Linked DNA regions of Homo sapiens: all the other regions are linked to region 2. Evidence: chromatin loops called from intact Hi-C (ENCODE). Cell type or tissue: PC-9. All regions are shown on one strand. Region 1 has its middle 51 kb from the start of QPCT. Region 2 has its middle 100 kb from the start of ATL2. Region 3 overlaps RMDN2 (regulator of microtubule dynamics 2). Region 4 overlaps CYP1B1-AS1 (CYP1B1 antisense RNA 1). Region 5 overlaps LOC107985871 (a long non-coding RNA gene). Region 6 has its middle 16 kb from the start of PIRAT1.

The links. Hi-C counts contacts between places; a loop is a spot of excess contacts. Peaks named below come from ENCODE experiments on the same cell type or tissue, not always from the same donor. Only the 100,000 strongest peaks of a DNase experiment are listed, where the experiment ranks them.
Region 1: a loop joins it to region 2, with 11 times the contacts of the local background. A loop is called at or near these places in 53 of 110 quality-filtered maps.
Region 3: it touches region 2 in a loop (18-fold over the local background); 101 of 110 quality-filtered maps call a loop at or near these places.
Region 4: a loop joins it to region 2, with 11 times the contacts of the local background. A loop is called at or near these places in 6 of 110 quality-filtered maps.
Region 5: it touches region 2 in a loop (13-fold over the local background); 27 of 110 quality-filtered maps call a loop at or near these places.
Region 6: it touches region 2 in a loop (5-fold over the local background); 44 of 110 quality-filtered maps call a loop at or near these places.

The regions. Positions count from the first base shown.
Region 1 is chr2:37,393,898-37,397,897 of GRCh38, reverse strand. No RefSeq gene overlaps it. Among named protein-coding and RNA genes, the nearest start is that of QPCT, 51 kb to the right of the region's middle. In PC-9, CTCF peaks have their summits at 1,631 and 1,834 (motif pointing left); a DNase peak (open chromatin) is centred at 1,787.
Region 2 is chr2:38,272,630-38,276,629 of GRCh38, reverse strand. No RefSeq gene overlaps it. Among named protein-coding and RNA genes, the nearest start is that of ATL2, 100 kb to the left of the region's middle. In PC-9, CTCF peaks have their summits at 1,614 and 1,816 (motif pointing right); a DNase peak (open chromatin) is centred at 1,889; H3K27ac peaks cover 445 bases.
Region 3 is chr2:37,983,074-37,987,073 of GRCh38, reverse strand. The region is part of intron 5 of RMDN2 (regulator of microtubule dynamics 2); the gene reads right to left. The region is part of intron 2 of RMDN2-AS1 (RMDN2 antisense RNA 1); the gene reads left to right. Among named protein-coding and RNA genes, the nearest start is that of RMDN2-AS1, 51 kb to the left of the region's middle. In PC-9, CTCF peaks have their summits at 2,092 and 2,292 (motif pointing left); DNase peaks (open chromatin) are centred at 1,553 and 2,263.
Region 4 is chr2:38,144,685-38,148,684 of GRCh38, reverse strand. All of the region lies in intron 2 of CYP1B1-AS1 (CYP1B1 antisense RNA 1), which reads right to left. It overlaps LOC107985871 (a long non-coding RNA gene), which reads left to right. Exons shown (of 4, transcript XR_007086290.1): 1 at 1-1,850. It also overlaps the pseudogene RNU6-951P. Among named protein-coding and RNA genes, the nearest start is that of CYP1B1-AS1, 16 kb to the right of the region's middle. RefSeq lists enhancers at 1,424-1,513, 1,544-1,723, 924-1,732, 1,804-1,903, 1,934-1,983 and 1 more. In PC-9, no CTCF peak of the experiment used is centred here; DNase peaks (open chromatin) are centred at 4, 1,564 and 2,094; H3K4me3 peaks cover 2,558 bases; H3K27ac peaks cover 4,000 bases.
Region 5 is chr2:38,113,032-38,117,031 of GRCh38, reverse strand. It overlaps LOC107985871 (a long non-coding RNA gene), which reads left to right. Exons shown (of 4, transcript XR_007086290.1): 4 at 3,950-4,000. Among named protein-coding and RNA genes, the nearest start is that of CYP1B1-AS1, 16 kb to the left of the region's middle. In PC-9, CTCF peaks have their summits at 1,389 and 1,591; DNase peaks (open chromatin) are centred at 81 and 1,601; H3K27ac peaks cover 2,352 bases.
Region 6 is chr2:37,889,522-37,893,521 of GRCh38, reverse strand. No RefSeq gene overlaps it. Among named protein-coding and RNA genes, the nearest start is that of PIRAT1, 16 kb to the right of the region's middle. In PC-9, CTCF peaks have their summits at 2,215 and 2,417 (motif pointing right); a DNase peak (open chromatin) is centred at 2,391.

The DNA.
Region 1 (4,000 bases), 880 kb after region 2:
AAACAGAAAGCAGATCAGTGGCTGCCTGAGGCTAAGAGTAAATAATAATTGACCGCAAACAGGCAAGAGGAAGCCTCTGGTGTGAAGGAAATATTCCAAAACCGGATTGTGATGATGTTGCACAAGTCAATAAATATACTAGAAATTATCAAACCGTACACTTACAATGGGTGATTTTTATGGTATGCATGTATAATAGACCTCACTAAAGCTGTTTTTAGGTAACTAGAAAAATGACAGTTACCTAGGTTTAAAATAGCATTTTTTCTATTACTTAATTTTTTTAAATAACTATTGTTTTTGTCATTTCCTGAACACTTATCATGAGAGAGGAGCTGGATATTACATTTTCAATGTTAGTATCTTATTTATATTCACCTCAACCCTATGAAGTGGTTCTATTTATTCCCATTTTTCAGAGGAAGTTACTGAGACTTAGAGCTTTGGCAACCTGGCCAGGATCAGAGAGAGATGGTAAGTAGCAGAGCTAGAGTTCAAACTCAGGCCTGTCTGACTTTAAAGCACAGGCCTATTCCCTAAGCCACACTGCTGCTCTGCTAAGGAGTGAAAAGGGTTTCAAAGAATCTTTTTTTAGCCAAAGAAAGAGTGGTTACTGAGGCCACAAAACCCTTTATTTCAAAGCATATCGCATGCTCTCTCAAAGCCAGTTCTAGATAATTTATTTCAAGACCTTTGCTGCTGACCTAAAATGGAAACTGGACAAGTGACTTAAAGACTCAGACCACCCAAGGTCTACCCAGCCTCTCCCAGCCTCTCATGATTTCTGGTTGGTTCAGCTGGTTGCAGAACAAATGAAATGAGTACCTCTGTTTAGTGCACATACAAATCTCCCAAGATGACCATTTAAATGGAAATTCTAGGGTCTCATGCTGAGATATTCTGGTCCAACAGGCCTGGGGTGGGGCCTCAGAATTGGTTTTTTTTTTTTTTTTTTTTAATTGAGAGAGGATCTCACTCTGTCACCCAGGCTGGAGTGCAGTGGTGCAATCACAGCTCACTGCAACCTCTGTTTCCCGGGCTCAAGCGATCCTTTCACCTCAGCCTCCCAAGTAGCTGGGACCACAGGCATGCGCCATCATGCCCAGCTAACTTTTTGCATTTTTGGTAGAGATGGGGTTTACCATGTTGTCCAGGCTGGTCTGGAACTCCTGAGCTCAGCAATCCTCCCGCCTTGGCCTTCCAAAGTTCTGGGATTACAGGTGTTAGCTACCGTGCCCTGCCAGAATCAGCATTTTTAACAAACATAGGAAAATTGTTAAAATCACAGGCTTCACTGATCAATGTACCCAGGTCTGAATACTGCCTTAAGCCATTGGCACCTTAGCATTGAGCATCTCTGAGCCTTAATCCCCTTATCTAGAAAAGAGTGTTGATAATAACTGTCTTTTAAAATTGCTGTGAATTTTTTATTACCAGATGCTTTGAGAAAGCCCTCAGTACGCAGTAGCTTTTTTTACACGTGTGTGTGTGTGTGTGTGTGTGTGTGTGTGTGTGTGTGTGTGTGTGTTTCCTAGAGAACCTGAGAGAATGGAGTTTTGCCAGCAGTCCAGATTGACTGCTTTTTCTCAGAATCAGCTCAGCAGCAAACACTGCTGGGCTGGAAGAAATCAACCCAACACAAAAAGCAAAATCACCAGGCCCACAGCCCTCAGGCACTGCCAATTTGTATCCCTTGTAAGAGACTTTTAATATTTGAAGCTGAATCTTATTGACTCACAAATTTATTCTGTTCTTGGCCTTCAAAAAGGATCCTGAAAAAAAAAAAATTAAGAGAAATCATGAGGCGAAGGTGACACCTACTGGCAGCGCGAGGGCCCTGCAGAGACCTTCCTGTTGCTCAGCTGCCTTGGCAGGGATTAATCCTCGAAGTACTCATCCTGCTGCCCTCGCAGGCAAAATACTATCAGTAAGGAAACAAGCAGACACGTAGCAAAACTTTACAGGCAGAAAGTTTACATCAAGTATTATTTATCAAAGTGAAATATTGGAAAGAATCTTTAGTGTTCGACAGTAGGAAACGGGTTAAATAAATTTTGGTACATCCATACAATGGAAGTACACAAGCAACAATTAAAAGCTTGTTTTTAAATCATTGTAATAACATGAAGAAATACTCGTATTAAAATAAGGGCTAAAAGCAGGTTATAGAACAACACAAATAGGATAATAATTAAGTAAAATTGTTGTATGTATATGCTCGTAGAAAGAAATCTAGAATGAAATGTAGAAAGTGATCATCTGTAAGATTAGTGTTTTCTTCTTTACACATGACAGTATTTTTCAATGCTTCTGCAATGGAAATGTATAGGGAATATAAAGCAAAAGAATAAAAAATAAATTCTTAATAAAGAAAAAGAATTTCAATGACATTTTAAGACAGAACCAGAGCCCCAAAACAGACACTGATAGAATAGTGGTGAATATCAGAGGCGAACAGTAAAGACTCAGATCTCAGGGACTATGATCAGAGAGGCCGATGAGAAACAGAGTCTGATCTATGCAATGACGTTAGCAGAATCAGATACGGCCACTTTGCAGGACAGTGGAACAAAAGAACAAAAATACAAGCCTGCGTCATTATCTAAGAGGCAGAAAGTTTTTTATTTTTCCTGGCCTAATCATCAGACTCTTACAACACCCTCTCTTTTTATCTCTAGAGAATTTTCATACATAAATGACTGATTAAAAGGTCTTCCCTGCTGGCTAAGTGCATACAACCGTCTCTGTCTCTTCAATGAATGTCTGATTGATGTACCTCTTATTTCTCCCACGGTATCGGGAGAGGCCCTGGCTCTATCACACACCAACTCTGAAACCAAAGGGAAGTCACTTGACTTCTCTCAGCTTCAATTTTCTCATTGATAAAAATAAAGATGACAATAGCCACCCAACTGACCTCCCACAGTTGCAATCTTTACATGAAATAATATGCTTTGAAAGCAACCCCGTGGGAATCACATGCAGGGTCATAGTAGCCAGTATCCTTCACTGAGTGATTAGGTGCCAGCCACTTCACAAGGTGTTTTCTTACATATTATTTCATTTAATCATCATAAAAAGCCTATGAATGAATATAATCTCCATTTTACACGTGGGAAACTTGAACTTATAACCTGATCAAAATTGAACAGGTTTTACATCGCAGAGCCAGGATTTGAATTCGGTTCTATCTCCAAAGTAAGGATCTTAAATAATAGGCTGTACTGCTCCACAGACTCTTAGAGCACAAAGGGACCCAACAAATCATTAGGCTGAGTCCCTGTAGTTAGCAGATGGGGACACTAAGTCTCAGAAGGGGAACATGACTTGCTGTTACAACTAACAAGAAACCACAAGTGTCTCTTCACAAGATACTAAGATCCATGGCATTGTCTTCCAGCCAATGTGGTTCCTGGTCACTCAAACCTCAGGGAGTGGGCTGGGGTTTCTGTTCTCATTTAGCACCACTTCTGCATTGCTGGTAACCAGAAACTTTTGAATCCACCCTGTTATTCAATGGCCAAATTACATATTCTGAACTGCACTGGGTGAACCTTTGAATTTCTGTGGAAAGTGAACTTCCACACAATCAAGTTTTCGCCATCACCAAAGCCAATGGGAGGGAGCAGAGGGGTGGGAGGCAGAGAGCCCACAAGTTGGAGGAGTCCAAGGTCACCAGCCAAGCTAAGCCCTAGATATACGTTGCCCCCCACATTTTATCATCTTAACTTGAACTCTTAAGAGTGAAAGGGGATGCTACTGATCATGACAGTCACCATCTCCATAAGGTGCTATTGTCAGAAGCACCATCTTGAAGGAGAAGCTAGCAAGAAACAGAGGTACCAGAACCTAAGTCAAAGGTTATGAGACCAGAGGCAGAACGATGAAGCTGGGTTTGAGGATCCCTCAGGTTGTGGTCCTGAAACAGTCAAATGATTTGCTTTTTATCAGTACCAAGGTGTCACTTCTCTGGTGCTGTGCCTTAGCACAGGTAGTGATA
Region 2 (4,000 bases):
ATTCCTTTGAAAATATTACTGCTCATTGGCAATGCACCTGGTCACCTGTGAGCTCTGATGGGCTTGTATAAGAATATGTATTAATATTGTTTTCATGTCTGCTAACACATCATCCATTCTGCAGTCCATGGGTCAAGGAGTCATTTCGACTTTCGAGTCTTATCATTTAAGAAATATACTTTGTAAGGTATAGCTGCCATAGATAATGATTCCTCTGATGGATCTGGGCAAAGTAAATTGAAAAACTTCTGGAAAGAACTCATCATTCTAGATACCATTAAGAACATTCGTGATTCATGGGAGGAGGTCAGTATATCAATATTAATAGGAATTTGGAAGAAGTTGATTCCAGTCCTCCTGGATGACGTTGAAGAGTTCAAGACTTCAGTGGTGGAAGTAGCTGCAGATGTGGAAATAGCAAGGTAACTAGAATGAGAAATGAAGCTTGAAGAAGTAATTGAATTGCTGCAATCTCATTATAAAACTTTAACAGATGAGGAGTTGCTTCTTGATGATAAACAAAGAAAGCGGTTCCTTGAGATGAAATCTATTCCTGGTGGGGAGGCTGTGAACATTGTTGAAATGACAATAAAGGATTTAGAATATTACATACACTTAGTTGATTAAAGCAGTGGCAGCATTTGAGAGGATTGACTCCGATTTTGAAAGTAGTTTTGCTGTGGGTAAATGTTATCAAATAGCATCACCTGTGACAGAAATCCTTCATTAAAGGGAAAATCCACTGATGCCACAGACTTCACTGTCTTTAAGAAATTGCCACAGCCACCTCAACCTTCTGCAACCACCACCCTGATCAGTCAGCAGCCATCAACATTAAGCAAGACCCTCCACCAGCAAAAAGACTCACCGAATGCGCAGATGATTGTTACCACTTTTTAGCAATAAAGTATTTGTTAGTTAACGTAAATCCATTTTTTTAGACATAATGCTATTTCACACTTAATAGACTACAGTATCATGTAAACATAACTGTATATGAATTAGGAAACAAAAAAATTTGTGTGACTCGCTTTATTGTGGTATTTGCTTTATTTCAGTTGTCTGGAATTAAACCCACCGTATCTCCAGGGTATGCCTGTATATGAAATGTTGAAATCTTGGCCCTCGCATGACTTCTTTCATATTCAATAAATGTACCCCCAATTAAATATGATGCCTATCTTCCAATCTGTGCCTTCACTAATCCTAGAGAGATGGAGATAATCACTGGAGGGCTGGCGGCTGCAGGGGTCACCTGAGGCAAGGGATGGGAGATGGCACGGGGAACTTTGCGTGATCTCTGCAAGTTCTGCCGTCTTGGAGACAATTGGATGGTTTTTTACCTTATGGCTTTCAGATTCTAAGCTCTCAAAAAGTTATTGCTTGACAGTCACATTTAGAAAATTTACGTATATCCTTAAGTCTGAATATTCTAATTAGTTTTTTCAGTCTAGTGGAATTATTAGAGGATAGCAAGTTTGAATTGCTGACAATGCATACTCGGTAAGCACCAAGTTATTTTCAGAAACATATGAACGTTGCAAAACATTTGCATTTTTTTCTTGGGCCTGTAAAACTTGGTATTATGCCTACTCAGTCTGTAAGCATACTTTACTTATCTGTATGCTCATTTGTTCAACACATTTATTGAGTGCCTACTATATCCCAGGTACTATGCTACATGGTGGGGACACAGTGGTGAAACACATGCTGTCTTTTTTGCCGTAGCCTTTACATTTTAGCGAGGGATGCCAAATAATCTTGTCTACCAATGCTAAATTAATAAGTCCTGTTATTTACCTAGAGTACAGCAGGGGGCAGATGAAGCCCATCTTTCAAAATCATTTGTGGTAGCTCAGCATATCTGATGTAGCTGATTGTAATTGTTACTTAGTCCAGCTTTCAAAGGAAACTAGGATCTGGTTTTGCATTTATGCTCATTCATTATCTCATTTTAGGTATCCCTGGGATCAAATCTGGGGAAAAACAATGAACTGCAGGTACATTTCATCTTTCAGAGTAAATATTTTTCTGAAACAGTTGCTAGGAGAGGTTGCTAAATAAAATAATTCTACTCTGTTTTTTTTTTTTTTTTTTTTTTTTGAGACAGGATCTCACTCCATCACCCAGGTTGGAGTGTAGTGGCGCAATCTCAGCTCACTGCAACCTCTGCCTCCCAGGTTCAAATGATTCTCCAGCCTCAGCCTCCTGAGTAGCTGGGACTACAGGTGTTTTATATTTTTTAGTAGAGATGGGGATTTCACCATGTTGGCCAGGCTTGTCTTGAACTCCTGACCTCAAGTGATCTGCCCGCCTCAGTTTCCCAAAGTGCTGGGATTACAGGTGTGAGCCACCGCAGCCTGGCCTACTCTGATTCTTTTCAAAAATAAAGACTATTAAATTGGTTTAATATTAATTTAATACTTTACATAAGTCTAAATTTTTATTTAGGTGTTCGCTTAAATTGAACTGCAGCCACATTTTTATTGTTGCTAAGAGTATGGATAAAGAAACCATCATTCTCATTAGCAAATCTTTCGTCTGTTTCAGCAATAAGAGCCCCCCCCAATACATTCTCAGACTTTGAGTGAATAAGGGGAAATTTTCAGAAACAGAGAGAAAGTAAAGGTGTGTGTGTGTGTGTGTGTGTGTGTGTGTGTGTTTTATATATTGTTATGTCCACAAGAATTTTGTCTGCGTGATGTTTGAAGGGGCAGGAGAGAGGAAGGTCCTGGGGATGCTGGTCTTGCATTTTGGGCAGAGACCTCAGAAGAATATTTCTAATTTTGGACTTTTTAATGCTATGTTAGATTTGCTGGGTGCTTTAAAGCAGTATTTATTTGAGGTATGAAGCTAGATGTTTGAATTTCTTTTGTGAAGGAAAATCTGAGCTAGAGAGAGAAGTCACCTAAGCAAACACCTTTTGTTAACCAGTGTCCTGCTGGGTCTTTTTTTAATCTAAGGTTTCCCTGGCCCTGCTGTTCTATTACTCTCTTAGAAACAATCACAAGAAAACTGTGCTTACTCTCTCAGATTATGACGTCGTAGGGAGCTAGTGGATGAGTACATGTGGAAGGTGAGGTTAAATCAATTTCTAGTGGATCTGGGATCCAGTCACATCTTGTTATTCTATCAAATTATTTATCTTCCCCACTACCTAGTCAGTTCTGTGGAACAGGGTCATTTTTCTTTTGCTCACCATTGACTTTCCTATGTCCATTATGTTTTCCATATACCAGTGCTTTAAGATCATAAATAACAGCCCTCCCATTGACCTCATTAAAAAAGTCTAGAGAGATTAAGAAACATGGATAACACCCGGCACGATTTATTTGGTAATTGTGTTTGAGTAGTGTGTGTGTGTGTGTGTGTGTGTGTGTGTGAGAGAGAGAGAGAGAGCGAGAGAGATTTCCGAGAGTTTTCCAATCATCTGTTCCTGATCCACCTATGAATGCGTTGAAATGAGGAGGTACCAAGTAGGAATAGCTAAGGGACTCTTTGGAATGCCTTCTAACTTGACCATCTAACATTGCAGATTGTTTGAATTAAAAGGCCCCTACCTTGCCCCAGCCATCAAATTCAATATTCCTGAAGGGAAGTCACCCATATTTTATTGGAACAGCCACTAAATCTTGAGGCAACTACTCCCTTATTACACAAGTCTCGTTTCTTTTTCTTTTTGGGGACAAAGGAGAGATGTTTTTTTTTGAGACTGACTTTCGCTCTTGTTGCCCAGGCTGGAGTGCAATGGCGCGATCTCCGCTCACTGAAACCTCCGCCTCCCCAGTTCAATTGATTCTCCTGCCTCAGCCTCCTGAGCAGCTGAGATTACAGGCATGTGCCACCACGCTTAGCTAATTTTTTTTTTTTTTTTTAGACGGAGTCTAGCTCTGTCGCCCAGGCTGGAGTGCAGTGGTGCAATCTAGGCTCACTGCAAGCTCTGCCTCCTGGGTTCACACCATTCTCCTGCCTTAGCCTCCGGAGTAGCTGGGACTACAGG
Region 3 (4,000 bases), 290 kb after region 2:
TTTACAAAGACAATCATATCATTGTCTTTGCAAACAATTTTATTTCTTCCCTCCCAATCTGCATACCTTTTATTTTCTTTTCTTGTTATATGGCATTAGCTAGAACTTTCAGTATAATGTTAAAAAGCAGTGGTAAGAGGGAACATCCTTACCTTGCTCCTGATCTTAGTTTCTCAATGGTGGGAAAGCAAGTTTCTCACCATTAAGTATAATGTTAGCTGTATGTTTCCTGTAAATGTTCTTTATCAAGTTGAGGAAAATTGATAAAATTTTCCTCAACTTGATAAAGTTTGCTGAGAGTTTGCTAGTTTGCTGAGAGTTTCTTTCTTTGCACTATCAATGAGTGTTAGATTTTGTCAAATGCTTTTTCTGTGTCTGTTAAAATAATCATGTAATTTTTTTCTGCTTTGGTGTGTTAATGTGGTGGATTATAGTAATTGATTTTCAAATGTTGAACTGGTCTTGCAGACCAGGAATAAATCTCACTTGGTTATATAATTCTTTTTACACATTGTCAGATTCAATCTGCTAATATTTTATTGAAGATTTTTGCTTCTATATTCATGAGAGATAATGGCCTACTACAGTTTCCTTCCAGTGTCTGATGTTGGTATTAGGGTAATGCTACACTCAAACAATGAGTTAGGAAGTGTACCCTCTACTTCTATCTTATGTAATTGGTATAATTTTCTCCTTAAGTATTTGGTAGAATTTACCAATGACCCCGTCTGGTCCTGATGCTTTCTGTTTTGGAAAATTATAAATTATTTATTCCATTTTTTCAATAGAAGTAGGCCTATTCAAATTATCTACTCACCATGTTATTTTGAAATGGCCTCTGCCATTCTGTTCAATGTTTCCTCTCAACGAGTTCCAGTTTGGGGAACAATTCTAATCCTTCCAAATTCAATATGACTACCTCCCCAAACTCTCTATTTTTGTCATGGGCATTATCATTTTCCAAATTATTTGGACTTAAAACTTTAGGCCACTTTCTATTTAAATATACTTTTAGAACAGCTTTGAATTTACAAAAAAATTCTCATAGTACAGACAATTCCCTTACATGCCACACCTAGTTTTCCCTATTGTTAACATCTTACATTACTACAGTACATTTGTCAAAACTGTACCAATATTGATATACAATATTGATACAAAATTGTCACAATGAACCAATATTAATACACTATTAACTAAAATCTATATTTTATTCAAATTTCTATCATATTTCCCTATTATCCTTAGTCATTTTTGACATCTTTCTCTCCATCCTTCCTTTCATATTTACTTCTATTAATTCATAACTTGTTAGGTATCTTTTTCAACATGTTAAAATCTTTTGAGTTACTGTTGTGATCCATCATATACCCTGTTACTTCTAATTTTGTGTTCTCTGTAACTTTTACAAGCATACTTTCTATATCTTCACCCACCAACAAAATTACTGAACACACTGGGGACCAAGATACAGACCTGGCCCTAGAATCACCCCCAGATTGACAGTGATCTGTTGCATAACTGAGCCTCAAACCGTTTAGTCAGCATGGGTTAGCTGACTCAAAGCTTGACCACATTTCTACATCTTGTCCAAAAAATGTTATGAGTGAACTTGCCTCAGTGCTTTACTTCAATCCAGGTATACTGGATTGATTTCCCTACTCTACTAGCAAAATAAATAAATAAATAAATAAAAAACAGATCATTTCACCTTTTTAGAAAAATCTGTCTTGGTTCTCTTTCAGCGTACACACTTATCTAGAGATGCACAAAACAACCCATCTAACCGTGCTGGAATGAAAAGCATAGATGCTATGTTCACTGGTCTATAGTGGTAGAATCTATCTTCTGCTATTTTCTGCAAATCAGAACTACTTATGGATATCTCTAGGCTTTTATTTTGCTCTCTCAACATATTCTCTCCAAGTTACTCTGAGTCAAGGGAAAAAAAACCCCATGATTTATAAATACCATAATATGAAATATGTACATTTTCCCTTTTAAATAATCTGCCCCTAGAGTTACATTTTTCATATTTTTTTGGAATCTGCTTCTTTAAAGTTTAAAATATTATCTATCATTTTATGTATCATAAATTCAAAGCTACCTGGTCACTTTCTCCCAAAGGGTCATTACTTCTTTTCTTTCAATCCATTCTACCTATGTTTGTGTGTGTATCTGATTTTTTAATACTGTTCATTTAAAATACTTAATTTTATTTTTTTTTCTCAAATACTCAGGCTGATGGAAATTCTGAAAAAAGTTAATTCACAACATGGTATATTACCTCCATCTAGAGGTCATTCTAACTACATATGTTTTGACAAGAACACTGTATTTTTCTTTGCATTGATAGTGAATATATCCTTAATCATTGACTATCATACTGTTTCAACAACTACTAAAACAACTCCATTAATTTCCCTGCAGTATTTCTCATTCAGCACCAATGCTGTTTATACTATGAAAAAGCAGAGGCAGCATACTGTTAACAGAAAAATGACTAGGCATATAAGAATACAAAACTGGGTTCTAGTTTCTGTTTTTCCACTTGTTGTATTGCTCTGATTACTAATCAATACACACATTCATGCGTGCATGCACACATACACACAGTACCTTGCTTACCCCATCTATAAAGTGAAAACAAGCTGCTCTGTAAATCACATGTTCTAAGACATGTGGATATAATTTGCAAAGGGTAGAGCACAACCAATATGTAAGACATTACTTATAATTAAGGTCTGGCTTATTTGGCCAACAAACTGCAAATCCATTGGTCACTTTATTCTCATTCTCTTGATTCCAGGAGTATTAAATATTTTTTGTCAGTAGAACAAAAACAACTGAATCTTATAGAAAGCATATACAGCCTTAAAGTTACAAAGTCATTTCATTTTAGAAAAGATAGAGATAAAACTAAGTCATTAGAATGATCTGTATTTTTCAATCATTCCCAAATCATACTAACCCTTTTTGAAATTTATTCTTAAAGATTACATCTTTTGTTTCAAACTGAAGGTTTGTAAACCATCATATAATACTGTAAACGATGGGTCTGCAAACTCTTGCAGTAGGGCCAGATAGTAAACATTTTAGACTTTGGGGCCAGTCTTTTGCAACTACTCTGCTGCTGTGCAAAAATGCCTGTGTGTGGCTGTGATCCAATAAAACTTTATTTACAAAAACAGGCAGTCAAATTCATCTGCAGGCTATAGTTTGTCATTCATGCTGAATGAATGAGAATATGTCTTATTATCATACTAATAAATTCAGCCTTAATTCAGTTTTAACATAATTAAAGAGAGTCCAGCAGAATAAGATTTGAACATTTTATTATAATTAATTATAAAATCAGGCCACCTAAATTTCACCCATTGCTTCTCAAGTCAAAGTTTAAATTTCTTTTTTCATCCCCTCAAACATCTACTATTTAATTTAAGGAGGACTTTTGCATTCAGTGGGATATAGTATAAGAATTAAGATTAAATTGACATTTAAATTTCTCAAATCTTAATCAACTGATTAATTTTATTTTTTTAATTCAAAACTGATACTGAATAAGAAATTAGGTGAAACACAATTGAATCACTACTCTGTGTTTTGATAAGATTTAATACTGGGGTTAAATGCTATGATTATAAACAAGACAAGGCATTTAGTTCTCAACAAAAAGTAAAAGAAGATGAACAAAGGAGATGTAACCAGATTAGTGGAAGACAGACTGGGAAACCCAGAGTTCAGCATCATCTATGCTCACAAGATACATTTCAAGGTACTTAATGAAGCCCTCAGAGAAAATTCAAATTCAACATTGCTCCTCTATGAAAATTTGGAAACCCACACTGATAAATAACCTCAAATTGACGATTTACACCAAATGCACATTTTTAATGTGATTCTTCATGGGTACAGATGCATGTGGGAGAGAAGGAAGAGGACAGAGGATGGGAAAGGAAGAGCAATAGACGAGGGAGAGAAAGAAGAGAAGGAAGAGGAG
Region 4 (4,000 bases), 130 kb after region 2:
GGCTGTGGGCCAATATCATTAGGCAACTTTGTGACTTGGTCATTGAGCAATGATCGAGGTCCTATTTGAAAGCTAAGGTCAAGCTTATGAAGCAATGCCAGCTTGTAACATCGTGCAGGTTTATTTAACACAGATGAAACCAAGACATATCTTTACCATCCAGGAGTAAATTATCCCAGGCACAGGGAAAGATGAAGTAGGAATGTTTCTTTTGGTGTCTTCCATGTCTAGTTTCAGAGACCCCATTCAGCTCCCATCTCACTCTGTATCTCACCCCTGGCCTGTGCTCTATTCTCTCAGGGCCACGATCCTTCCTTTAGTCTTCCTCCATCTCTCCATCCCTCTTTCCTTCCTTCTTTCCTCAAATATATTTTTTGAAACAGTACTCAGGATTTTATTTGTTTATGTTTTAATTTCAACTTTTATCATAGATTAAAGGGTACACATGCAGGTTTATTACATGGGTAAATTGCATCACCCTGAGGCTTGGGATCCCAATGATCCCATCACCCAGGGAATAAGTATAGGACGCAACAGGTGGCACTCCAGCCCATGCCCCCTGCTCCCTTCCTTCCCCATCTAGTGATCCCCAGTGCCTATTGTTCCCATCTTCGTGATCATGTGTCTTCAACGTTTAGGCCCCACTTACAAGTGATAACATGCAATATTTTGTTTTAGGTTCTTACATTAGGTCATTTATGGAGGTCATAATGCCTTCCACCTCCATCCATGTTGCGAAAGGACATGATTTCATTCTTTTTTATGGCTGCATAGTATTCCATGGTGTATTTGTACCTCATTTTCTCTCTCCAATCCACTGTTGATGGGCTCTTAGGTTGATTCCATGTCCTTGCTATTGTGAATGGTGCTGCAGTGAACATAGGAGCATATGTGTCTTTAAGATAGGATGAATTACTTTCCTTTGGGTATATACTCAGTAGTGGGATTGCTGGGTCTAATGGTTGTTCTATTTTGAGTTCCTTGAGAAATCTCCAAACTGTCTTCCACAGTGGCTCAACTAGTTTGTGTTTCCATTAAGAGCATATAAGCTTTCCCCTTTCCTCTGCAGCCTCACCAGCAACTCTTATTTTCTGTCTTTTTAATAATAGCCATTCTGACTGGTGTGAGATGTTATCTCATTGTGGTTTTGATTTGTATTTCTCGAAATTATGGAATGCTGCATAAATTTGTGTGTCATCCTTGTGAAGGGGCCGTGCTAATGTTCTCTGTATTGTTCCAGTTTTAGTACATGTACTGCCGAAGCGAGCACTTGAATATTTTTTGAGCACCCGGTATGTGCCAAGGGTAGAGCAGAAAGTCTCTTCTCCCATGGGTCTTATATTCTAGTCAGGCGAGACTTACTACAAACAAACATAGAGCCATTGAACATATCAGGTGGTAAAAGGTGCCACGAAGGAAAATGAAATAGGGGAAAGGTACACTCAGCATGTCCAGGAAAGACTGGTCTGACAGGATGCTCTCTGAGGAGAGCCTTGGAAGCAGTGAAGGGGAAGCCAGATGGGTATGTGGGGGCGAAAACAAGGGGGGCCCAAGGCCTCAGGTGGGAGCCATTCTCGAATCAGCAGGGAGGCCTGTGTGGCCTCACTGCTGAGTCAGACAGAGAGGAGGTGGGAAGAGATGAGGTCAGAGGGAACTGAGGGTCAGATGGTATGGTAAGAGCTGGCTGTATCTGACTCAGCTTCAGGAATTTGCCTTCCCAGGGTCAGTTTTCTTAGTGGCTTCTTAATTACTGAAGATACATCAAAACTAAAATGAATGAATCTGAAGTGTCCTTTCAATTTTGGGGGAGAAATACTTGAACAAGGGGCACCTCCCTTCAAACCCCACAGGTATCTGCTTTTGAAAGCTTTGCTTCCCTTCTCCTCTCTAAAAGTTGTTTCCAGGCTGAGGAGCTGCGGGGGTGGCGGGAGAAGGGGGACTTCCTGAAGCAGGAACAGAAAACACCAGACTGTTCTCTGGCAATAAGCCTCCTCCCACCCAGCAGACATCTCAGTGGGGGGAGGTGAGGCAGGAGGTGGGTGACGCGTCGCGTGTGGCCTGGCCCCACTGTCCCTGCCCTCCTCACAACGGGCCTCAGCTTCTTGTGGCTTAAAACCTCTCAGGTGTCAACCAGTTCTTTTTCCTGAAGCAAGGGCAAGCTTTGGGATTCTGTAAGCCTTGAAAAAAATGTGCTCACAGACTTGTGGTAATCTCATGGCTCTCACTTGCTTTTCTGGCACTCTTTCACTTTACATCTGTGGGGTTGAATCACCAAAAAATGTTCAGCTGAGTTTGCATGTCAAAATAAATTAATGACCATTTTGTTTTTCTACTGAGAATGGGGAACCCAAGGGGTCAAGTGGCATTTTAAAAAGTATGCATTTGACCTGTGGAACAAGAGACAGCCTTTAGTTCTAAACAGGAAAGTCAGTGGTAGTATTTAGTCAAAAGAGGGATAGAGCTCATGCTTTCTTTTCTTCCTCTTTCTTTTTTAAAGGACCAAATTCTTGACTGAAAGTTGTATTTTTGTGAGGAATGAAGGCCTTTTTATAAGGAACGATCAATCTCTCCCAGCACTTTTCTTTCTTACTAAAAAAAAAAAAAAAAAAAAAAAAAATCTAAGAACTTCTATTACTAAAAAACTACCTAAGAACTTCTGTTCTTTCTCCTTGTATGTGTCTGTCTGAGATACCGAAATTCACCCAAGAAACAAAGTATCACATGAGCATCAGCAATAGATAAAAATGACTAAAACCAATAAAGCCAACTTACTGAAGAGATTCTGCCCTGTGTTCCAGATGGGCACGTACTTGGCCTTACTTGCCCGGTGATGTATTTCTACCCCTGACATCTGCCTTTTCTACTACACATAATTTCTGCATCATCCCTTGATTCATCCCTTACTTGAGTTTTTAAACCCCAGACTATTTACTGGATTTTCACCTTTATAAGCTATCACCATCTCTGTAGAAATTTCTGACATCAACTCATTTCTGGTCACCAGTCATCGCTTCAGAGTTGGTCTTAATAATCACCCTCACCTTCCCAGGGTTACTCTTTTCAATACAGCGCCCAATAATATCCCGCTCTTACACATGCTGATCCTATGCCACCAAGATAACTATATCCCAACCCAGCCAGGGGCTAGACAATACAGTATGGAATCCCTTGAAAATGAAAGTGCTTGTGCTAGACGTGAAGCATTAATCAGGTGAAGATCCAGGATTTGTGATGCTCTTGATGACAGAATCATTCTGATTCCTTCTCATGGCTTACAGGAGGGAAGGACAAAGTGAGTCACCAGTCCCAACAGTAGATACTTTTTGATGATGGTTTGTACTTCATCTTCCAGGGACCAAAAGATCAGTTTTAATATTCCAGTTTAATTTTGAAGGCAGAAGCAAAAAATTCTTCTGAGAATCCTAAGTGCAAAGAACCAACTGACTCTGTTTCTGTGTTACTTGATTTTCTTGCTGCCTTAGCAGCCCCTTTAGCATCTTCCTCTGCTTAGGCCATTTGTTAGAAAGGTAGAGTGAGAGCTAAGCATGAGTATAAGAAAGATTCATGGAAGAGTACTTTTTATTCATTATTCACTGATTCAGTAAATATTTATTAAACATCTACACTATGATTGATACTAGAAATATGAGTGTGCCAAAACAGACACAATTCTTGATTTCATGACAGTTATAATTCAGTAGGGGTGTCATACCTGAATGAAAGAATCACGGAAATAGATGTGAAATTACAAATGTTATAGGGACTACAAATGAGAGGTACACTGTGCCACTGTGAGCATAAGTGTGAGATTGACTGGCCAAGGAATTCAGGGAAGGCTTCCCCCAAGAAAAGGACAATTGATTTCAGGTTTGGAGGAGGTGATGAGGAGAGAAAAGAGCAGTTAATACAGATGGAATAGCACAGGCAAAGACCAGAGGCAGATACACTCCAGGAAATCCAGAACAGTATATAGGACCAAGACAACAGAGAGGGATAGGAG
Region 5 (4,000 bases), 160 kb after region 2:
AATGATGCCTCAAGGGAATATTTGAGTGAAAAGGATAGGCCTTAAGCCAACAGTTCAGAAATGACTCATTTAAATCTGCAGAACTGAGAGAGCCCAACCCAGGCCTTCCAGTTTGGTCATAGAATCAGAAGATTTTTCAAGTCGGAAGGAACCTTGATGCTCAACAAGTCCTAATCCCATTTTGTAGATGAGGAAACTGAGGTTCAGAAAGATATTATGAAAGTGCCAGACAGCTGGGTACTCCCCAGGCAGCACCTTCACAAGACTTACCTGGTACCCCAATTTGACTCCTGTCATATTTCAGTGGGGGGGATTTAAGCCAAAATATATCACAATTGGTTCTTTGAACCCTTTGTTTCCTGGCAAATCAAAGTTCCTCATTTGTAGTAAGAACTCAAAGAGCAATGTTCCTATCACCACACTGGAAGTCCAGTCTTCTTTTAGACCTCACTAGTGATTTCTTTCTAGAAGTCCCTAGGGAAAGTCCTCACAAATAATCCAGACTTCTCTCTGCAGTGCCTGTGCTCTTGGTCTGCACCCCTTGCTACCTTCTGCTACTTCAATTATTATTTCTTCGTACTCCTTGCTCACAATCCAGGCTGCTGTCAACTGCCCCCCACCCCCGCCCCCCCCACCCAGTGCAACTCTATCTCTGCTCAGCCGGTGAGCCATTGTCCAGGTTCCTTCTGGCTGTCCCTGGATTGCCACTTATTCATGTTCTTTTCCCTTTCTAGCATGAAGAAAAACTCCTGTTCCATGGCAGCTGATTTCTCCCAGGAGATCTGGGCCTCTGGTGGGCAAATTGCTGCTCTCTTCCCCAGCAAGCTTCTCCCTGGAACACATGTGCACTCGGGGGAATGGGTTTGACCAGGGCTGGTTCCAACCCAGCATTACACTGTCTGTGGGATCACATCTCTTTCCAACATCCAGTTCTGACTCCCATTCCCCTCTGTTTAGCTGCTTCTTCACACAGGATGCTTCTCAGAAACTTCACTTCCAAATTATGGGGTGGGATTCAAGCTGGAATTCTTCATCTATGATGAAATTTTAAAATGGTATTCAAAGCTTTGTGCAAAATAGCATTTTATGGTACGTAAACCTCTAATTTTTATCAGACTCTCAAAGGGATCTGCTAGAGACCACGGGCCTCTAAAGCTCTTTAAGTTCTAATGTTCTGTGACCCTGTGATTGCATAATATGATTTTGTGGCAAATTTGCCCAAAGCAGAAGCATTCAGTCACTCTCCCAAACTGCTCTATTACATTCCTAAGTGAGTACAAGAGTGTATGCAAGCATTTTAGCCTTATTCGCACAGAAGATATTATATTAAGAGAATAATCAAGGATTCAGCATCAAAAGCTTTATCAGCAAGATATTAGTACTCTACCTAGAAGACTATTCTAACCTCAAGTACTATAAATATTAGGAGATCTTTATTTTCATAGCAGCAAGATCTTGGAAACTGTACTGGTGAAAAAAAGATGGTGCTTAGAACTCCTGCCTCCCTTTTTAGTTGCTCTTTCTGTTCAAGGAGTGGGATGCATGGGAAAGGTGGCCTGGCTCCCTTCTCCTCTGTGTAGCCTGTAGTTCTACGATTGGCCCCTAGACGGCGATCTTGTGTTAGTGAGGGACATGGTAACTAAATGAAGTGGGAGCCGGCAGTGACTGATGGCTGAAACTGTCAACAGATCAAATGGTAAGAAGTGAATAGTAGTGATTTTTAACCGTGGTTGCAGGATGAAATTGGAAAAGTAACACAAAATCTTCCTATATTACTTAGAAGGAAATTTGGAAACACTTAGAATTAGTCTGTGTATTGAAAACATGATTTAAGTGTGATATTTAGAGGAAACTGTCAATTAAAAAAAATTTTTAAATTATGGTAAAATACATATAACATAAAGTTTGCCACGTTAACCATTTTACAAATGTGCAGTTTTTAAACCAAGTGCACAATCGGTAGTGTTAAGTGCATTCATGTTGTTGTCCAACCAGTCTCCAGAACTCTTTCCATCTTGCAAAGGTGGAACTCTGCATCCATTAAACGGCAACTTTCCGTTACCTCCTCTCCCAGCCCCTGGCAAACAGTATTCTACTTCCCATGTCTATGAATATGAGTGCCTCAGAGAAGTGGAAAAAAGTATTTGTCTTTTTGTCACTGGCTTATTTCACTTAGTATAATATTCTCAAGTGGGACCTGCCAATTTTCATTACAAAATTATTTTTTAATTTGTAAAGAAAAACTGGCAATTAGTAAAAACCATAAGACTGGACATTGTCTCATGCTCACAGCTTCACAGGCAAATGCACTCATTCAAACCAGTAAAAGTGAAAACCTCCATCCACAAGACCCACCAGGAGGTCTCATAAGGCTCTATTAAACCTGCAAACTCACAAGACTGCCAAGGCCCACTCTAGACAGCAGTTGACCCAGAAGATTCATAGGCCAGGAGGCAGAGCATGTCAGTAGGGCACATCCAGACTTCCTCTTCTGCGGGACCTCGCAGCAGACCACAAAGCCATCCACACAGTGGGCAGAAGCTATTCTCTTTGGCCCCCATGTGGACTGAGTTGTGAAGAAATGAGACTCACATCAGTGGGGTGTGGAGGCCACACTATATGAGAGGCCCTGTATTTCACAGCAGCTAATATCTCTTGGAGGAACTCCATGGCCATAACTTTCATGGTCTTCTCAAGGTCATGCCAGTTACAAGGGTCACTGCACTTAGGGAAACTCGAAAATATGGCTTCTTCTCTGGTATTTATAGTTGTCCCAATCCAGATAGGATTTACCAATCAGGGCCCACTTGTACTTTCCTTTATCAGGTTTCCATGGGAACAGAGCTAGGAAGTTAGCCAAAAATCAAATGCTCATGCAAAACTGGAAAGGGTTTCGTTAATCCTTTATTCACTGCCCTTCACATGGTTAGATTACAAAGTCTGACAAAGCATCCAGTTAAATAGAAAGGAGTCAGAATGACAAACTGATATGAAGAACTAAATTACACAATGGCATTTGTCATCTCTTATTTGTTACAGCTGCTTTGGTGTTCAAAATGGATGCGACTTTGCACAATGCCTGGTTACTTCTGGGGAAAATTTTCCATTTCAAAGCTTCATAAGAGAATAAATTATATTTGGGGGGTGGATTTAAATACAATTGGAAGAGGGTTTCTCTCTAAAGTAATTTCTATAGAAAATAGTGAACAGAGATTAAGAGAGCAAGGAAAAACAAATCTGGGCTCCAGAAGGAAGCCAGTTAAGAAAGTTGACTGCCAGAGGGCTGGTAATTCAAGAACAAGATGAGAGATATGGTTTGGCGGAGCCCCTTTCTTTATCCCTCACCTCTTTGGTTCTCCCTGCACCTTCTGCTGAAGTTTGGGATTCTGTAACTAGAGATAAATCTGTTCATTCCACAATGACATGTAAAACTTAATGTACAAATACCTTAAGAGAGAATTATTACAAAGTCTAAGAACGCAGAATCACAAAATGTTTAAGTAGAAAGAAGTCACAGAGCTCACCTAGCAAGCTCTTTATCTTGTAATGAAGAAACTGGGTCTCAAAGAAGGTAAGCAGCATTCCCCAAGTCACACGGACTGGTAGTAATGGAGCTATGGTTAGAACCTCAGATGCTTGACACACAGCCGATCCAATATTATATTTTTTTCCTAAGAGGGGAAAGAGGAAGCATGTGGAAAGGGAAGAGAGGAGTGCTGACTTGGGAAGAAGGCAGCAGGGCAAGAAGAGGGAAGGCACAAAGGCATTTCTTCCTGGCAGTGGCTGCTCCCTTGTTGCAGGTTAGCTTCCCTTTTTGATGCAAGGCGAGGACTCCACATGGGTAGGAAAGGGCATGGGGCCAGTAATTTGTTAACTCTGATCTTGCTAAAAAGGAGTCTCTTTTTAATCTTCAAAAGAGAAAGTAATTTGCTCTTTAATCATTCTTCAGGGGCTTTGGAACTGCACATAGAAAAACTATGACTTCCTCAGGATACAAAAT
Region 6 (4,000 bases), 380 kb after region 2:
TACACATGGAGGTACCTAGAGATGAGTAACTCAAAGGGATTGTTAGAACTTGGGCTTATATAACATCTTAACAAAAAAACCCAATACTTTTGTAGAGAATTAACAAGAGAAAGGAAAAGCACTCTGGACTTCATGGGGTAGCAAGTTGTGGGAAGATAAATGGGAAACTCATGGACGGTAAGGGCTGGTTGGTCAAGTTTGTTCCTCTGGTCTAGTGTGTGGGATATAGGATCTACGGTTGTCTCAGGGGACCAAGAACTGTCCTGCCCTTCCTGGAAGAAAAAAGGAGAGCAGAGTTTTTCTTCTGTCCACTTCTTAATTATCATCAGCTCAGAATAATCCTTACGTCTGTTAAAGCAAACTAAATATGGCCTGAGAAGGACTCTGTACTTCTATATTTGAGTCCTTGTGGATGAACTGCAACCTAGCTTAACTGGTAGACGAGACTGAAAACCTAACTAGGAGTATGCACCTGTAACAGTCACTGAGTCTTGGCCAATCCCAGCAGCCATACTTCAACCACTCATACACTGCTGAGTGTTCAACTTGTGTTCAAATAAGGCAAACGCCAAGCTGTAGCTAGTCAGGCTGTTTCTCACTTCCTATTTCTATATGTCACTTTACTTTTTTTTTGTCTATAAATTTGTTCTGACCACAAGGCACTCCTGGAGTCTCTCTGAGTTGGCTGCCCAATTTGTGAATTGTTCATTGCTCAATTAAACTCCCTTAAATTTAATTCTGCTGAAGTGGTTTTTTTTTTTTTTTTAACACGCCAAAGTGGCATATTTTGGGGTGGCATAATCTGCCACACCCTTCCTTCCTCCTGAAGAGTTTCTTTGAGGAATTCAACCACTACATTTGAAGCATGCAACTATGGCAAACCTAATTAGAAAAAGTTGTGCTGATTCAGGAAGCCCCAGTCCCCGACTGAGTGACAGTAGATAGATGTGGGTAAAACAGTATCTTATTCTTGGCAGCTGAAAGTAAGTGAGAGGAAAGGGGTGGTGGAGGAGAGGAAGCCAGCAGGAGAATAGAAGAGAAAGTGGAGTGCACGCTCCTGACTGAGCAGGTCCCGTAGTCGACTTGATTGACAGGATGAGACTGAGGAGAGGCAGTGTGATCTCTGGGCGGGAGGTCAGAGCCTCTAGGCCAGAATCATGGTGGAGTTCGAAGAAGAAGAATGAAGTTTGAATGAAGTCCAACTTCATTCCCTAGAGAATTCCCAGGGACCTGGCTGTTCAGAAAGGAGCCTTGGGCAACCGATGGTGCCAGGGCTCCAGATGATTCCACCCCTGAGATAGAGTCCTTTGAGTCCTACAAAGTCTGGACTTCATAACGAATAATGACGGTGTCTGTTAAGTGCTTCCTAGTTATGAAATGTGATAAGCATTTTAAAAATGCAGTGTCTCATTTGATAATCACAACAATCTGTGAGTTAAATATCATTAGCCCATTTTACAGATGAGGGAGTTGAGGTTTAGAGATGTAAAAATAAGTGGCCCAAGCCCACCCAACATATAAGCAAACAGAGATTCCAATGAAATTATCATTCCAAATTCATATTTTTAATCATTATACTGCACTGCCTTCCCTTGGGTGGGTTATGACTTTCTGGGGAGGAGCCTTTCTGGAGGTCAGTAGCCACATGTTATAGCAGGGTCTAAATTTAGGATTCACACGGCGTCTGAGCTGCGGACAGAGGTAAGGCGAGTGAGTGGGGACTCTACATACTTGGAATCTGCCCCTGAGACCTGGTCTAGGCTCTTCTTTGAGTGATACCAATTGCCTGTTTTGTTTTTTTTTCTCTGAGTAAACCTGACCATTTCAAGCTCATTGTCAGGATTAGAAACCCTGACAGATCGAGGAAGAGAAAGCGAAATGGAATAGAAAGGAGAATGGGGGTGAGAAAGCAGTAGGTACTGAGTGTGTCCAACTGGGTCCTGGTCTTAAGCGTTCATCTGTCTCACAACAGCCCTGGTGTTGTGGAATCGAAGGACAGAATAAGATCGTCCAGCAGAGACCAGGACCAGAGATCTGGTTAGACCATACATATTTGTTTAGGCAGAAATGAAGACCAGATAATGTAGGGAAGGTGTGTGTGCATGACAGGTGTGGGTGGGAAGGCGAACCCAGAGAAAGGGGATCCCTGTGGGTGGTGGGGACCAAGCACACGAGGGTTTGGAGCAGCCAGGAGGGGTCTATGGATCCATAGGACTTCAACAAAAATAACAGACAAGCTAGTGGGTTCTAGGTGTCATGTTTTGGCATCTAGCTCAACTATGCAGGTCCTCGGAGCCACCACAAAATCCAGACAGACCCCTGATCCCAGAACACATTCTGTCTACTCCCTGGCGCTTGGCTGTCAGACTCTGCCCAGTTTGGGTAGAAAAACCGGCCACAAGAGGGCAGTAGGAAGCCACCGACGCTGGCGGATCTGCAGAGGGCTGGGTGCTCTGGGATGGACCAATAGGTTCAGATAGAAAATGACCTGGGAAAAAATGACCACAGCACCCCTGAGTGCCCCTGGACACTGCTGCCTCAGCCCCACCCTGGACATTCTGATTCTGTAGCCTGGGTAGGGGCTGGCAGTCTGAATTTTTAACACACAGCCCATGTGATATGGGAACTGCTCCCCCCAAGTATGCAGAATCTTCCATTGCACTTCCTTAAACCAAGATGACAAATAGGATTATTAGGAGAATAATATCTGTTAAAATGTTTTATTGGGAACATAGATAATATGACAGTGCATATATAAAATATATGCACATTTCAAAGAAGAATAAACACTGTGAATAGCTGTGCAAACACCTCTTAGGTTAAAAAACAGAATGTCACCAGCATCCCTGTGCACCCCTCCCATCTCATATCCCTTCCTCTCCCCATAGGTAACCTTGAGACTCTCCCATGTGGATTCACGTGTGTGAAGATAAGTGCCTTGTATGAACAACTTACGTACTCTTATCTCTTATATTGATGGACATTTAGGTTTTTCGGTTTTTTGTTTGTTTCTTTTTTCCTGTTAGGGACAATGTTGCTATGGACAGTCTTGCACCTGGAGAATTTTTCAAGAGATTTTCTAGGGTATATACGTAGGAGTAGAATTGCTGGGGTTTTGTGTATGCATGGTAAGCATTTGATCACATCAATATTAGGGAGATTTTGTTTGTTTATTTGTTTGTTTTTGAGACAAGGTCTCACTTTGTTGCCCAGGCTGGAGTGCAGTGGCATGATCATAGCTCACTGCAGCCTCCACCTCCCAGGCTCAATCAATCCTGTCACCTCAGCTTCCCGCATAGCTGGGACTACAGACATGTGCCACCACACCCGGCTAATTTTTGCTTTTTTTTTTTTTTTTTTTGTAGAGATGGGGTTTCCCTATGTTGCCTAGGCTGGTCTTGAACTCCTGGACTCAAGTGATCCTCCAGTCTGAGCCTCCCAAAATGCTGGAATTATAGGCATGAGCCACTGCACCTGGCTGGGACTTTTTAAAGAGAGTGAAAAGGCAAGCCACACACTGGGATAAGATCTTTGTAATATGTATAATTGATAAAGGACTAATATCCAGAGTATATAAAGAACTATAAACCAATTTTTTAAAAGACAGATAGCCCAGAAGGAAAATGGGCCAAAGTTGCAAGCACTTCACAAACAAGAAAATCCAGAAGGTCACTAAAAGTATTAAAAGATGCCCAACTTCACTGGTTATCAGGGAAATGCAAATTAAAGCCACAAGGAGATATCAACACATAACTTACAGATTGGTCAAAATTAAGAATTAGTCAATATCAAGTATTGTTGAGGCTATGGAATAATAGAAAACTCTCAGTCATTGCAAAATAAATTGATATAATCACTTTGAGAAACACTGATATCATCTAGCTAATCCTCTGTGGGAGCACAGGTTGGAGAATGCAATTGAATCTGGGAAGCCAAATGTTAAGTGCTGATGTGGCTCTGTGAAGGGAGTTTGCCCAGAGGTCTAAGGAAAGCTGTTGCC